Linked DNA regions of Homo sapiens: region 2 is linked to region 1. Evidence: chromatin loops called from intact Hi-C (ENCODE). Cell type or tissue: Caco-2. All regions are shown on one strand. Region 1 overlaps SRPX (sushi repeat containing protein X-linked). Region 2 has its middle 47 kb from the start of RPGR.

Region 1 (8,000 bases):
AACTTTTGAGTTTTCATTGGGACTCTCTCAGTACTTGAGGCTGGCGTGTGCATCAGATTGTCTTCCAAGAGTATTTCCAGATCTAAGACTCTCTAATTTTATTGGCAAAGCATATCTTTTAGTTGGAGGCCCAAATGGTAATTTTTAAGAACTTCTTGGATAAACATGTTCTTATCATTGCAAACAAATGAGAAACAAACCTAACAAGCTCTTTGCATCAAAGATATTTTAATTGCTCTGCTTGAAAAATTTTAAATTAAACAATGAGTAGAAAAAAAGAATATTTACATAATATGGGTATGGTAAAAAAAAAAAAAAAAAAACCACAAACACCTCTACTTACCAGCCAGTTTAATAAGAACTTACCAAAAAAAGAGCAAAAACTTTACCCTGTAGTCCTTGCTATTCTTTCCTTTGGATTCTTTTCCTTTCGCTATCTCCTCAGAGGTAACCAATGTCCTAAATTTTGTATTTATCATTCCTATTATTTTCTTTATAGAATATGTTTATATCTCTAAAAATACATTATTTACAGCCGGGTAAAGTGGCTCATGCCTGTAACCCCAGCACTTTGGGAGGCCGAGGCAGGCAGATCACCTGAAGTCAGGAGTTCAAGAACAGCCTGGTCAACATGGTGAAACTCCATCTCTACTAAAAATACAAAAATTAGCTGGGCGTGGTGGCACGTGCCTGTAATCCTAGCTACTTGGGAGGCTGAGGCAGGAGAATTGCTTGAACCGAGGAAGTGGATGTTGCAGTGAGCCAAGATCGCGCCACTGCACTCCAGCCTGGGTGACAGAGCAAGACTGTATCTCAAAAAAAAAAAAAAAAAAAAAAAAAAACCAAAAACAAACAAACAAAAAACATTATTTACATTTGCATGCTTTTGACTTGTGTATAAATGGACACATGCTGAATATAGTCTTCTATAACTTGCTTGCTTTTCTTCACTTAACATTAGATTCTTAAGAGTTGCTCATGTTGTTACATGCAGTTGTGATTTTTTCATTCACGTTATCTTGTAAGATCCCATTGTGTAAATATGCCATCATTTATCCATGCTACTCTTGATGTGCATTTTGGGTTGTTGCTAGTTTTATGTTCTTGTAAACAGTGCTATTGGGAAGATTCTTGTCTATCTCCCTTGAACAATGTGCAGGAATTTCTCTAGACTAAGTACCTAGGAGTTGAATTGCTGGATAATATGCATACATATCTTTGACTTTGTTCAATAATGCCAAATTATTTACTAAGGAAGTTATACCAATCTAAACTTCTAGCACCAATGTGTATTTCCATTGCTCAACATCCTTGTTAACACTTGATCTTGTTATATTTTTAGAGTTCTTCCAAACTAATGGGTCAGAAATGGTATGACTGTGGTTTTAATTATTGTTAGTGGTATTTTAGTAATAATATAATAGTAATAATAATATGGTTATTAATTCTCAGGGGAAGGATTTTCCTTCTTTCACTCACTGCTGGGGTACAAGATGAGAACTTTTCTTTGTAGTCCCTATACATGGGATGGATTTATTTCACTCTTTACACTGAGAGTATAGGCTGTTGGTATATCAGCTTTATGTAGGAGGTGAGGGTGAGGGGATGTAGGCAGTCTCCTCTAAAACTGATGACCTTGAATAGTCTCTGGAGTTTGTCTTCTGTATCCAAGGTCTCACCAGTCCATGGAAATTAAAGCTCAGTTTTGGCAGTTATCCTCAGAATAAAAGGTGAGCCTTAATATCTGGTACCTAATCAGGATCCTGCTTTCACAGTATTTCTTACTTTCTTGCAAGCTAAAAGTGGATTTTTTTCATTGATTTTCATGTAAGCACAGCCAGGCTACATGGCTCACCATACTGCCTGAAATAGGATCCTAATTGCTTGACTTTGAAATTGATTCCATTTTCAACCTTTAGTTACTTTCAAATGTATTTCATGATATTGTGCCAGAGCAATCTGTAATTTGATGTTTGAAGGACATATGTACCTCCTCAAATTATCCTCTTCAGATTTACAAACTAGAAAATTCTCAGTGGAGATGGCTGACCTACCACTTGTTCAAGATTTTACAATGAGACAAAAAGTTGCCATTTGCAAGCATTTGAGGAAAATTTTTGGGTGTTCATCAAGGGAGGAGAGAAAAAGACTGCCTAGGGTGTTTCCCATTTGCTGCCTGCTTTAATTTTTCATTTATAATTCCTTGCTCAGAATTTCATTGAAGAGGGGAATTTCTAGGAAGCATTGGCATTCATGCTCTAAAAATGCCCTGTCTTAACTTCCCTAATGCAGCCTTAACAATGATGAAGATCCCATACCCAGTTTGATTGTGCTGTGTAAAATTTGAATGTGACTTGACTACTACACATAGAAGAACATTAAAAGACCCATACTAACAAAACAATTACTGACAGGTTTTGTTAGGGCTGCAAAATAGTGTGTTTGCATTTCCCCCCCTCCCCACCTTTCTTTTTTGGATAGGTTTCATGTGAATTCATGTGAGTACCTTGATTGAATTAAATAATTCATGTAAATCACCCAAGGCAGTGCCTGAGGTAGTGTCTGTTAACTAAATAGTAGGTATTTCTTCTCTCTTACAAGCTAGGACTGTAAGGACTGTGTTAGGACTCACTGGTGTCTACCTTGGCCAGTAAGACCAGATAAGATGGTGCTGTACAAAGCTGCTCCTGCATGGTAAAAGGCTGGAGAAATAGTTGCTACTTCATTTAATTTACCTTTTATTTCCTTCTTACCCTGGACTTTCATCTGCACACCAGGATGCTGGAAAATTGCTCAGAAAGACTCAATTTTTGGCAAAGTTCCCTTTAGGGCACATACTGCCTTTTTCACTGGCCCATGGTTTCTGAGAACTGCCCTCATCGCTGCAAATGAGGACTTCACCAGCCCCTCCAGTCCCTTCCCTGCAGACAGCCTGCCTTGGTCCTAGGGGAAGGACAAAGGGAGCCTGTCACTGCAGGCCCTTCTCCAGCAAGGGACTGGGAAGGGGCCAACATGCCTGCAGGCTCCTGTATTGACAAGTTGCAGCATCCTTAAGAGCAGCCAAGAAATAAAATGGTAATTTGTGTTTGCATCTGGAATTTCTGAGCTTCAAAATCTTGGATCACAGCACTCTCAATAACAGAAAACAGGACACACATATAAATATCCATATCCATATTAGCCTCTTTGTTAAACTCTGTCTGGGTCAGCAGCTCGAGACTGAAAAGTAGCAGGATGATTGTACAGGAAGTAGAATGAACCTGAATGCTGTGTTTCAGGGCAGGGGACAGCGGGCATGAGAGGGACGAGAATGGCCTCCCCATTTAGTGGACCCTGAGCCATCCCCCCAGGGACATCTAGAGTTTGACTATATTATGGCTTAAAACAGCTCTTATGGACTCTCTAGGGGACCTGATCACCACTGATAATGTGGTTTCCAAGGAAAAGCCAATTTCAAATTATAAGCAACTGATTTATAAATGCACTTTGGGGATGCTGCCATCTGTAGGTGAGAGGCCACATGACTCCCCTGTCATCAGTGCCCTGATACTTTGGCAGGGTTACAAGCCACGCTGTGCCTCTTTGTGGGGCTCTCTTTAGCTGGGCAGTGGGCTAAATGTGGTATTCGTTGGATAGCACCAGAAGCCTATCCATGCAACATATTATCTCCACTTGCCTGTTCTGCTGCCTGAGGTTTCCCCATGAGGATCAGGAAGTTTCCACAATGAGAAGAAAGCCATTTGGGGAACCCTGTAAAAAACTAGTGTGTTAAGGCATTATGTAAATATGAGAGTGGATAAATGACTTAGCTGATATGTACAGCAAAGACTATTCTGATTATCAACTTGGGAGTTCTAGATAAGGTGTGTAATACAATTGTTTTCAAACTCTTTTGATTGCTACCTGCAGTAAGAAATATGTTTTATATCACAATCCAAAACACACACATACCATGCACACAGTATGCCATCAACTCCAAAACTCTGTCAGTCGTCAGTCACCATTATTTTAGGTATCACTAAAAAAGAAAAATGATACCAATTAAACTATGCCATTCCATTGATTATAGAGCTCATCTTGGGTTCAGGGAAATTAAAATGTTAAAAAGTGTTGTTTTAGAGTCAATAAAATATGGTATATGTGTGTGTGTGTGTGTGTGTGTGTCTGTGTATAATTGAAACAAAAGTGTCATGAAACAATGCTCACTTTTACTATGTATGGTATATTATAAGTATCTGCTATTTTCCCCTATTCTAATCTAATGTATTTTATTGCAAATAAAGCTGGTCCCACTAAATTTATGGAATGGCTCACTAATGTTTTAATTTAATTTTAAAGTGTTAAGTCTGAGCTATAGTATTGTTTTGAAATAGGGAATTGGAAATGATACACTGAGATTGATTTCTTATCTCAAACCAGATGTCATGCTGTATGTTTTAGTCATCTATTTCATTCAAATGTAAATTGATGGTCTACTGTTTAAGTTAGGACTCTTGATGGCACATGACAGAAACCAGTTTCGAAAAAGCTTTGAAGAAAGGATGGGCTTATCATCTTATGTTAGGGCAGAGGTATGCTTGTGGGGCCAAGCAATACTGGAACCAAGGGCTCAAATATTGTGGGATCTCTCTTTCTCTCTTTCTCTGTTTTGTTTTTGCTTTTCTTTGATGGCTTCATTCTCTCGAATTAGCATTCTGTATGAGATTTAATCTTTGTCGTTGGCAGCTTCAGGGCTCACATCTTCCTCATTTTACCACCAGAGAAAAATCCTTCCAAGATTCTCATTGGTTCATGTAATTGGTTCATATGATTGCTCCTGTAGTCAAGGGATAGGATAAACTCACCTCTACTAGAACCACATAGGTATGAGGAATAATGCAGTTTTCCAAAAGAAAGGCTCTTCTTTCTTTGAGAGGAACACAATAGATGTCTATCACACCTAGGAAGTGCTAGCACCAGGCATTGTGTGCTGGGGTGTAGCCTCACACAACAGGTATTGCCAAAAGCCTGCAGATGATCATTTTGAAAACTAGAATTGCCGTCAGCTTAGTTGCACCTTCACTTTCCCACTAGAGCTTGAGTCTCCCAGTGAAGATAATAATAACTGACAACAGCTACTGTGTGACTATCAGTTCAAGGGCACCGAATGGAGAAATCGGTGCTTTCAAGAGAGAAGCTACCCAGAAAAGAAATGATTCTACCTCCCAACACAGGCAGAGCTGGATAAAATAGCCATCTGTAAAAAACTTCAAGTAAAGTCCAGGTTTTTGTTCTTGGGTGCTCGTGTTCTATTCCCTGTTGGGGAACCGGAGAATGTTTTATAAGGAAGAAGCCTTAGGTTTCAGCTGAGCAGACTGCAGCCTGTCACTTTCAGGCATTCTCATGATGTTCATTTCAGTGTTTCAGTGCTGTTTTCTGGAAATATCTTTCTTCACACTCTCTTCTCTCTGTCTCTCTCTGCCATTTAATGTACTATATTAAAATATCAATCTACAGCTGGCAATTAAAAGTTTGCTGCCTACAATTCTCAGTACACACTGTGGCGATTTTATTTTATTTTCTTAGACTCTGTCTTCTCTGAATTCAGTTATTCTCAGTTTTGCCAAGATGTGCCAGAATTTTGTAAGTTATACTGCTGGGTTACTGCCAAGAACGACGTACCAGTCGCAGCTTTATTTGGGCAGCTTTTTGTGCCTTAAATACAGTATCTGTTTCTGTAAGTACAGCCTTCACTGAGGGAGATGGATGTCTCATTCTGATATTGATGGAACAGCTTGAGCATATCAGTAATGTGTAGGCTAAAGTCTCAAGGGGAAGAAAACTTTTGAGAGCCTTTGTTAGTTTCACAGGGGCAGTAAGGGGAAACAAACCCTGACCGTATTCCCTGAAGAGTTTGATGTCTAGCTGGGAAGAAAAAACTCGAAATGGCTTCTGAAAATCCAACGCAACATAAAATCAGTGCTGATTTAAAAATGTGAACAGAGTGCATCAATGTGAATGGAATGGTTAGGAAAGATAAACTGGGGGAGCTAGGCTTTGAAATAGCTTTAAACACAAGAAAGGAACTGAGAGGAGGGAAAGGGCTTTCAGGTAGGTTTCTGAGTCATGAAGACAGAAACAAGGAGTGAAATTGCATGAGATTTAGAATCAGAAAAGTTCAATCCTTGTTCTCCTATAACTGATAATCACTTCATTCTCTGAGCTGAGAATACAATCATAAACAAAGTGTCAAAGAGTTGTTGCCCTCCCCAGGTTTACATTCTAGTCACTGAATGATACCTGCCTCATAAGGTTGCACTGAGGACTTAAAGAGGCAATGGAAATGAAAGACCAGGCAGATTTTTAAAATGATGTGCCATGGTAATTTGTTTATTGCCAGGTGTAGAAGGAGGAGGGCAATTTGATTTGCTTGACTGCTGTTGTCCCAGCTAGAGGTTGAGGATGGGAGTGTTCTAGGGTAACATAATTTGAAAACAGGTACTATGCCCTTCTAAACACTTCTGGTGTCCCATTTTACAGATGAGCAAACTGAGGCTCAGGAAAGAAAAGTGGCTTCCCAAATCAGGATGGCACTGGAACTTAATCCCAGGGCTTTTTCAGTTGCATCCTACCAGAGAGGATGGCCATGAGCAGTTGAGGAAACTCAGTGTCTGCTTGCTGTTTCATGGGATATAACATCTATGCCCTGAACAAATCAGATAAAAGTAGACTTCTACCACCGATCCCCCAAAGGCTTTCTCAGATTTTCAGATTCCTTCATTCTGAGGGAGGAAACCGAATTAACTTAACAAATGTAGGTTTTCAAAGTATTTAAATCACTGTTTTTCTAATACTTTTGACAAGACCCACAGGAAGAAATATATTCTACTGTGACCTATTGTTAGAGTGAATATATTATTTATTGTACAAATCAGGAAGGTTTTGAGTGTGAAAGAGAATGCTATTAATAATAATGTTAGATGGTAACCATGTGAGGTGATGGATATGTTAATTAGCTTGATTATGGTGATTATATCACAATGGATACGTATTTCAAAACATCATGTTGTAAACCTTAAATATATATAATTTTGCCCATTATACCCCAGTAAAGCTGAAAAAGTAATGCTGGGACAACAGGCATAAAATGGGACTGTGCTATGCAAACTGGGGATACCCTACCACACATACACCTATATAAAAACAAAAATTGTACAAAGTAAGGTTTATTCTTTATATGTGCAGTGCACCCTGACATTTTCAATTCTATTTCACTACAAAAATACTAGTCATGACCTACTAAATGGGGTCAACAGTTTGAAACATACTATTCTTAGTTGATGGTTGGTATCGCTGAGGCACTTATGATGGTAGTAAAGACAGGGATTTGGTAAGCTGAATGTCTGATATGTCCTATAAACTTGTTTCATCTGAACATTCTGTTGAATCTTCTGCCACAAGAAAAGCACTGGTAATAAACATTTTCTTCAGTTCATTCCCCATGATTAGCAAAAGGTTTAGACTAATCTTTCTGGATCCCTTTGTTCCATTTGGAACAAGAATCTTCCTCTGTGTATTTCCCCTCTTTTCTTACTCTTGCGCTTTTATCTATTAGTCTGCCACTTATTTAGGGATGTAAGGAATCCAAGGAAGAATGTCTCATTTACAGATCCTGGTTCTCTGTGTACTTGTTCTGAGCCTTCATCTTGGGGTTGAAGCTGGTGCTCTGAAAAGCTAAAGTTTCTTTTTCGCTCTACTCCTTCAAACATATACACCTTTACACACAACTCCTGGACATCTCTCCTCTGTTGAAACTTTGCCAAGATATAACAGAATAGATCTTGCCTGCTAGTCAGGCATACGGAACTGACTTCTGGGCTTCTTCAAAAGCCCCCATAAATTAGGACTTTCCAGAAGAGAAGCTTCTGCAGATTTAGCTATGGAGGAGAGAAGGGTTACCACTGTACCTGTGTCCACACAAGCTATGGACAGGCCCTTTGTTAGCCCATTTCTGTCACTAG
Region 2 (8,000 bases), 88 kb before region 1:
TTTGCCTTAGCTGCAAGGATCTCTGGCAGCTTCCCCTAACTAACCAAATGTACTGATTTGGCATTGCATTGCTTTACCGAATTCGACCACATTCATTAAGGGATAGTAGAAAAGAATTAATACTATGATAAAAATATATGTGCCGAACATGATTATTTAAAAAGTAGATTTAAAATAATTAAGATGGATGACACAGAATTCATAAAGAAAAAAACCTCCAGGGAAATGAGAAACTCTTAAACTCAAGTTATTAATGTAATAGCTATGAGCATTCATCTTCTACTGAAGAGATAATCAGCCAGTAATACAGAAACAACGTTCTAAAATACACCCATCTCAGTATTAAACCTGGTCTATATGTCCACGTTTAAATAGCATTTCTTCACATTTCCCTGGCCAAAAACATTTTGTGCTCTTTAGAAGTGGTAGTTCATGCAAGCATTGTTTTCTAGTGGAGAACACTGGCCTCCCTAGTCACTTTGAGACCAAAGCCCTTCTTCTGGTTTTGTACTTTTGAGCTGTCTGAACTTGGGCTAGTCTCTTAGCTTTGCAGTCCTCAATTTCTTCATCTGGAAAATTATAGAATGAGAATGAGTGACCTAAGGGATTCTATAGGAACAGCAGTTGTTCATTACCAGCTAGAGCTCTGTCACACCCAGATTTTCTGCAATTCCTTTTTCCTCAATAAAAAATCTTAAGTCTCGTCACCAAAGCGACCCCACATTCAAACTAACTAGTAGTTATACTAAAGTAAACAGTTATCCTAAACTACTAAGCACACACTAACTTTCTGTGCCCACTGTTGGGCGAACATTTATTTAATCACATGTGGCAGGTCTAGTACCCTCAAAAAGTTTATGGAGAGGAGTGTATTGTGGGTTAGGGGTGGGTTGGGGTACAAAAGACCCAGGTCTATCCAGGCTTTCATCGACAGAAGTGATTTACATGTTTGTAAATTTTATATATCTTAGGAGAAAAAAAAGGAAGCTTAAGAATGAGACCACTTTGTCCCTCATGAATTAACACTTGGTTATATAGATTAAAATAACTGGTTCCTTCTTTATTGTTCCCATCTGCTGGTTGTTCAGGCTTTTATAGTAGTTTATTACTGATCATTATTGAGGGAAGTGTGAGTAGTATATATAGAATCCATTGAGTTACATTTCCTAATGAGGACTCTGGCTGAAAAAGACTTTAAGGTAAGCTGCAAAGGATTACCTACCACAGAAACTGCTGCTGCTGCTGCTGCTGCTGCTGCTGAACAGCAGCAGTCAAGGTGAGTGCAACTGAAATGTCTTCTATTATTTCACTATAGAGAAACTTGCTATACACTTACATAGCAAAAATAAAATGTGACCATGGAAGAAGGAAAGGCCAAGCTTTTCTTGTTTCTGACCTGGAGAACTGAGTAGAAAGAGTACTATTCAGCAAGATCGAGAATAAGGGAGCAGAAGCATGTTTGGGAGACAGTTTTTTACTGTTGATTTTAGATTGTAGGAGATGTTCAGGAGGCAGATACCTGTATGGATCTGGAGCTCACGGAGACTGCTGAGTATCGCCAGCTCATAGATGTAGTTAAAACTGGATTTGACTGAAAGGAAGTGTTCCTAATGTGAATGGAGGAGAGTTGAAGACAGAATTCAGAGAAATGTCAGTAGGTAAGGGAGAGGTTGAGAAAGTGAAGTCTGAGAAGGAGGTGTGGGAGCATACTTACTAGGAAAGAGAGATACCACCCAAGCCAAAGAAGGGGTTTCAGAGAGGAAGGAGTGGTAGTAGCTGCAGAGAGAGCCTCTAGGAGGCAGCCTAGTAGAGGGCCAGGGGCAGAACCCACATTGCCAGGAAAGAATGAGCTCCGGGAAATCTGCTCTGCAGAGGAATAGAATCAGAACTGTGAAAATTAAATATCAGATATAGATATTTAATTTTTAAAATATTTAATTTTTTAAGCATATTTCTCAATTTAGGAAGGGAGATGTGTACTCCAGAGACTTTGGTTTTCTGGGGAAAAGATGATAAATTTTGTTCATAATTAATATATACATAAGAATAGAGTGTTATTGATGTGAGCTTATGAACCAAAAGAAAAATCTGCAATGCTTTAAACATTAGTGAGGCGGAGAAAAAAAACATCTGTGAGAACAGCCATTATTATCCTCAAATTAAATGAGCAGGTTTGGAAACAAACATGGGCTCCAAAGTCCAGTAGAACTGAGTTAAAATCCCAGCCCTCCACTGATGAGCTGTGTGGACACCTAGAAAAGTTGTGGTGGTGGTGGTGGTGGTGGTTGTTATTTGACCTTTCTGAGTCTTATTTCCCTCATTTGATAAAGGAAGGGACTTTTGACGATTAAATTACCTAACACATGAAACATGTTATAGGCACTCAGCAAATGGTAACCTGTATCACTCTAATTATACTCTGTGATCACACCAAGGTAGGTGCAAAGCTACACTCATGAATCTCCAGGTCACTGACTGATGTGCGTGAGTTTAGTCATGTGAACCTGACTTTTGTTTAAATGTAACATAATAGCAAAATATAAATTGGCTTATAGAAATAGATCTGTGGGAATAAAGTAGATTGCAATAATGATCATGCTTAAGTATAAGGTGGAGTGAAACTATTACACACCATACATTAGTCAATAAATGCCCCTAAATATTTAAAGTGTGTTGAAACGCTGATCACACTCATGTGGTTAGCCGAAAATTTAGGTGTGTTTTCTGTCACTGAACATTTCCCTCTGTGTCCTAACCTTGTTATCAAAATAAATAAAAATAATTAGCACATAAGGTATAGTCGTGGATCATGCATTTGTTTATGGACAACAAGAAAATCTTCTAAGGAAAAAGAGTAGAGATAGTAAAGAATAAATCTGAAAATGAGAATAAAAATGCTCGCCAGCAAGATATTCTATACTCTGAACATTTATTTCTGTAGGCCTGCCTATCAAACTGGAATGTATTCAGTGGTGAGAATACAGGATTAGGAATGACATAAGGGAGTGGTGCCTAGAAAGAAGGAAGAGTTTAAGAGATTATAAAGTAGTATGATCAGCCAAGAATTTGGAGATCACAACTGGCAGCCCATGGGTGCAGTCTGGCCTGCAGACTTATTTTGTTTGGTGCAGTTTTTTTTTATTTAAATCATATTGGTTGCCAACATTGAAATGTCAGGAGATTTTACATTTAAAAAGTTTCTCAGCCAGGCATGGTGACTCACACCTGTAATCGCAGAACTTTGGGAGGCTGAGGCTGGAGGATTGCTTGAGGCCAGGAGTTCAAGACCAGCCTGGGCAAGATGATAAAAACCTGTCTCTACAAAAAAATTAAAAGATTAGTTAGGCATGGTGGTGTGCGCCCTGTAGTCCCAGCTACTCAGGAGGCTGAAGTGGGAAGATCGCTTGAGCCCTGAAGGTCAAGGCTGTAGTAAGCTGTGATTGTGCCACTGCACTCCAGCTTGAGTGACAGAGTGAGGCCCTGTCTCAAATAATAATAATGTTTCTTGGACTTTTGGAAAGCCTGGGTCTGGGAGCATCACACTGTGGCAACACTGACCTGAAGCTGAGCTGAGGCTGGCACCCCTCTCCCCAGTTCCCATGGCTCCTTCCCTCACTGGCCTTGATGCTAGGCTCCTGGCTCACAATAAAAGGATGTATAGAGGACACAAAAATAAGTGGACGTTTTAAATGAACTATTTTCCAGTGATAAGATCTGGGACATTATGGGAAAAAAAAGTCCAAACTTACTGTTTTTCGACAGTCCTCAATGCACACTAAGAATTCTATCTTACTTTTTATGGAGGGGCCTCTACAAAATTATTTATACTTATATACAAATATATAGTATATGCTCATGTTATTTTTCTCTGTAAATAATCTTTTTAATCTTTACACAAACCCTCTGAGGTAGGTATTGCTAATGTTATTTTTCCATTTTACAGGTAGACTATAAAATACATTCACTGGGTGCCATGCTCAGGCCATGAGTGATTAGATTAAGGCTTGGAAAGCAGTGCTTAGGGCTTTGTATTTAATGCCCTTCCCACCCCATACTGCTGTTTCCATGATTTTCAGTGTAGTTAAAACATGAACTTACAGGTTAACTTTTCCTGTCCAAAAAAAAAATATATACTTGAAATTTTGATTTTTCTACCTGATATAACTTAAATACAAAGTTTTATGCTATATTAACCTATCTGGGAAACATTTTCTACCCTACATGACATTGAAGCATGTCAGAAATTCTGAATTATAGCACAAAATTTTATACTTTATAGCTCTGGTTTGTTTTATTACTTTTAAAAAACTATAATACCCACGGACAAAAGTGCCTATCTCATACATGTGTCCCTCAATATATTTTTCACAAAGTGAATACACCCATCACAAACTGATCAGCATCCAAATCAAGGAAAAACACAGTACCAGCTCCCTCAGAAGCTTCACTTTAACCCCTTTCAGTCATTTCCCACTCTCAGCCCCACCCCCCAGCCCCCATCCCAGCATTCTCCTTAAAGCATGCGATGTAATTGTGTTCTTAAGTAAACAGAAACCTCAGTAGGAACCTTTGCTCTCTTGTTCTGTTCCTTAAGAAATATGAAAAGTGTTGCCTTGGGCCAGACCAGAGTCTGCACCTGACTGTGCCATGCCTGACCAATGAAACAAAGGGTCCTTTTGTGAGAGGTCAGGCCCATTCACTTCTTTACTGTGATCCTAACGCAAGACACAGACATATACTGACCATTTCAGACTACCTGTTTACATCTTCTTAGATGGTTCTAGTGCCAAGAATGTACTTAAACTTTACTCTTTCTTTTTATAAAATGACAGTATTCTGCCAGTCACTCCCAAATTGTTTCAGTTTAAAAGGTAAGTGCTTTCTGTGACTTCAAGTAGTCGTCCAGATGTGTTTAGAATAATTTTAAATGTGCTTAGTCTGTGAGTGCTATGATGTGATTTCTAGTGAAAATGTCATTTTCTAATAGCTTTCTCAAATTTAGAAAATGATATAGTTCCAAAAGTTCTTCATTGTTATAGATTGTTTAAAGTTAATGAGTAAAATTGTAGTTTGTTATGAGTGTTTTACTTATTTCTAAAATAAGGTAAAACTCCCACGTGTCTTTTTATAATAGCATGACATTATCCTGTGGTTACATGAATACCTCAGTTAACAAGCCCAGTTGGAGTTGACCCAGGTGCTAGGTTAGCCAAGCTTCCCAAGTAATTGAGGATTATGCTGGGAACACAGCTCACTGATCCCTCCCTCTGTGAAAAGAGGGGCATAGTCTGAAATTCCTTGTCTCAGGAGCACTGTTCTTTTTAGTTAACCTTTCATTTATGTATATTTATGCAGACAACTATCAGTCATAAGTCTTAAATCTAGTAATCTTCCCATTCCCTTTCAAAGTGAAGTTGTTTCTGATAATTTTAGCTACCCATAATGTATACCTGGCTAGGCATGATACACAATATAAGTCACTCAAAAGGGGAAATCAGGCTGGGCGTGGTGGCTCACGCTTGTAATCCTAGCACTTTGGGAGGCCAAGGCGGGAGGATCACCTGAAGTCAGGAGTTTGAGGCCAGCCTGGCCAACATGGCGAAACCCCGTCTTTACTAAAAGTACAAAAATCAGCTGGGTGTGGTGGTGGGTGCCTGTAATCCCAGCTACTCGGGAGGCTGAGGCAGGAGAATCGCTTCAACCCGGGAGGTGGAGGTTGCAGTGAGCCAAGATTGTGCCACTGCACTCCAGCCTGGGTGACAGAGTGAGACCCTGTCTCAAACAAAAGCAAAAAACAGGCGGTTGGAATCATGCAGACAAAAACAAAGCTTAAAAGTAAATGATAACTACCTCATGTTAACCCTACCCAGTCTAATCAATCATCATTTGAAATAGCTGTCTGCCCTGGTACCATGTTCCTTTCTCCCACATTCCTCTCTTGCATACATTGCCTCATGACCTTGGATTAACCTAAATCTAATTCTTCCTGAGTAGCTTCTGAAACTCTTTTTAAAATCTCAAAGCTTTATTTACTTAGGGCTTCCTGTCCTCAGTGGGAATGCTATTAGGCCACGCCTTTGCAATTGGCCTGAGGATGACACTAATGTTTACTATTAAGGTGTACTGTATAAACATCCTCTTCCTAGCCTGGACTCTCGCATTTTATATTTTTACCAGAAGAAAGGTGAGTTAAATTTTAGAGGCATTATTTTCCAACCACCTACTAAAGATTCTGTTGAGTATCAGTCAGGCTTTATCCTTAGCCAGACAGCTACTAGAAAGCTGACCATCAAAAGCTAATTACAGTGTTGAAGGGGATATGGTCTGAAGCAAATATTGCCAAGGTGAACTTTGTACAAATGTTATTTGAAGGAGTAAATGGCACTGATAACTGCTTCACATATTTTAGAAGCAGTTATAATAAACTTAATTATAATAAACTATAAAGTTATAACTTTAGTGAAGTGTGTAAATGAAAAGTATGGGGGGGAATCTAATGAGAAACCTAATATCTTAATGACAATCAGAGTATTTCACCCAAAATTAGAAAGTTAAAAAAAAAAAAGAAATCTCAGTGTAGAATAAAGGCTGAAACTAATATTTTCTGCCTATACTTAATAAGCATTCCATGATTTACTATCAGTCTATCAAATCCATAGACAGCCTCTTTTATCGTTTGGATTAGCTGGCCAGTAGCCAGACAGAACAAGTTCTGCCTCTGTTTGGTTTTCCTTCTGCTTTTAATAACCATGAGCAAACCATTTAAACTGTCTATGTTCCTTTATCTTTTTTCCTGGAATGTAAATAATTATACTTATCTTCCTCATGACTGTCAGTGAATCGTACTTCTGAAGTGATTCTAAATCCCTATATTTTGGAAAATGAATATAATATATAGATATGATTATGTTATAATGCTACAGTAGACAGAACGCTTTTTAAACTTTTCTCAAGGTTGAAAGCATTGTGAGACAACCAAGAAAGAGTATTTATTTTTTTTTTCCATTGTAACCTTGCCATGGGTGCTAGTAAGAATTTTGGAAATCCTAGTCATTGAAATAGAGTGGCATGCGTAAAATCCTTGTTAATACAGTAACTTGATATTCAGCATGGACTGTACAGTATTTTTTTCTTCGGCTTCAATATTTGAATTAATATTTTCCTGGTTTTTTTAGATGACACAAATTATTTATGACAGCAATATCAAATCCCTCGTTTTTTAACAAGAAAATCTTACTCTTCTCTGATGGTCAATTTTGTCACAGGATCATGAATTTTCTAAAACTGAGGAACTAAAACTAGAAGATGTGGATGAGGAAATTAATGCTGAAAATGTGGAAAGCAAGAAGAAAACTGTGGGAGATGATGAAAGTGTTCCTACAGGTTATCACAGTAAAACAGAAGGAGCAGAAAGAACCAATGATGATAGCTCAGCTGAAACTATTGAAAAGGTATGATGATAGATGCTTAAATCCTGAGATCCTGGGAGAAAACATATGGGTTCTCTAGTTTCTGCAGAGGACAGATTCCAGTTGCCTTTGGGATCAGAAATACTCCCATGAATACATGAATACATGAATTCATGTGCCATAAGAGAAAGGCTTTGGCTTATTTGTGAACTAAGCAAACTTTGTCTCTAGCACACTTTCTAGAATGCTGCTTGGTAGCATTCTGCCTCCCGCATGAGTGGAAGTAGAATGGTATGGGCCAGGATAGTACACCGTTGGGAAATTAACCAAGAAGTTCAGCACTCAGTCCTTGAAATGCTGAAAGTGCAAAGTTAGGAGCCCTGGCACTGGTGGCAGAAATGGGGTGTGTATGTGTACACACACCTGTGTATGTTTACATGTGTGAATGATTGAAAGTTGGTCACAGCAGTATTTGAAGTTGTGATCAGTTCTTCAAAGGTGCAGTCTAGACAAAATTATGTATAGAAGGAATAGGAGAAGATATCACTAAGGAAGCAAAAATCACCCTGAAAGTGGAGCTAGAGAAGCCCA

What was found. A loop is a pair of places that touch in the nucleus more often than their neighbours do. Peaks named below come from ENCODE experiments on the same cell type or tissue, not always from the same donor. Only the 100,000 strongest peaks of a DNase experiment are listed, where the experiment ranks them.
Region 2: a loop joins it to region 1, with 2.4 times the contacts of the local background. A loop is called at or near these places in 25 of 110 quality-filtered maps.

Annotation. Positions count from the first base shown.
Region 1 is chrX:38,187,706-38,195,705 of GRCh38, reverse strand. All of the region lies in intron 1 of SRPX (sushi repeat containing protein X-linked), which reads left to right. Among named protein-coding and RNA genes, the nearest start is that of SRPX, 29 kb to the left of the region's middle. In Caco-2, a CTCF peak has its summit at 3,464 (motif pointing left); no DNase peak of the experiment used is centred here.
Region 2 is chrX:38,276,038-38,284,037 of GRCh38, reverse strand. It overlaps a transcript of RPGR not described here. Among named protein-coding and RNA genes, the nearest start is that of RPGR, 47 kb to the left of the region's middle. In Caco-2, no CTCF peak of the experiment used is centred here; a DNase peak (open chromatin) is centred at 4,607.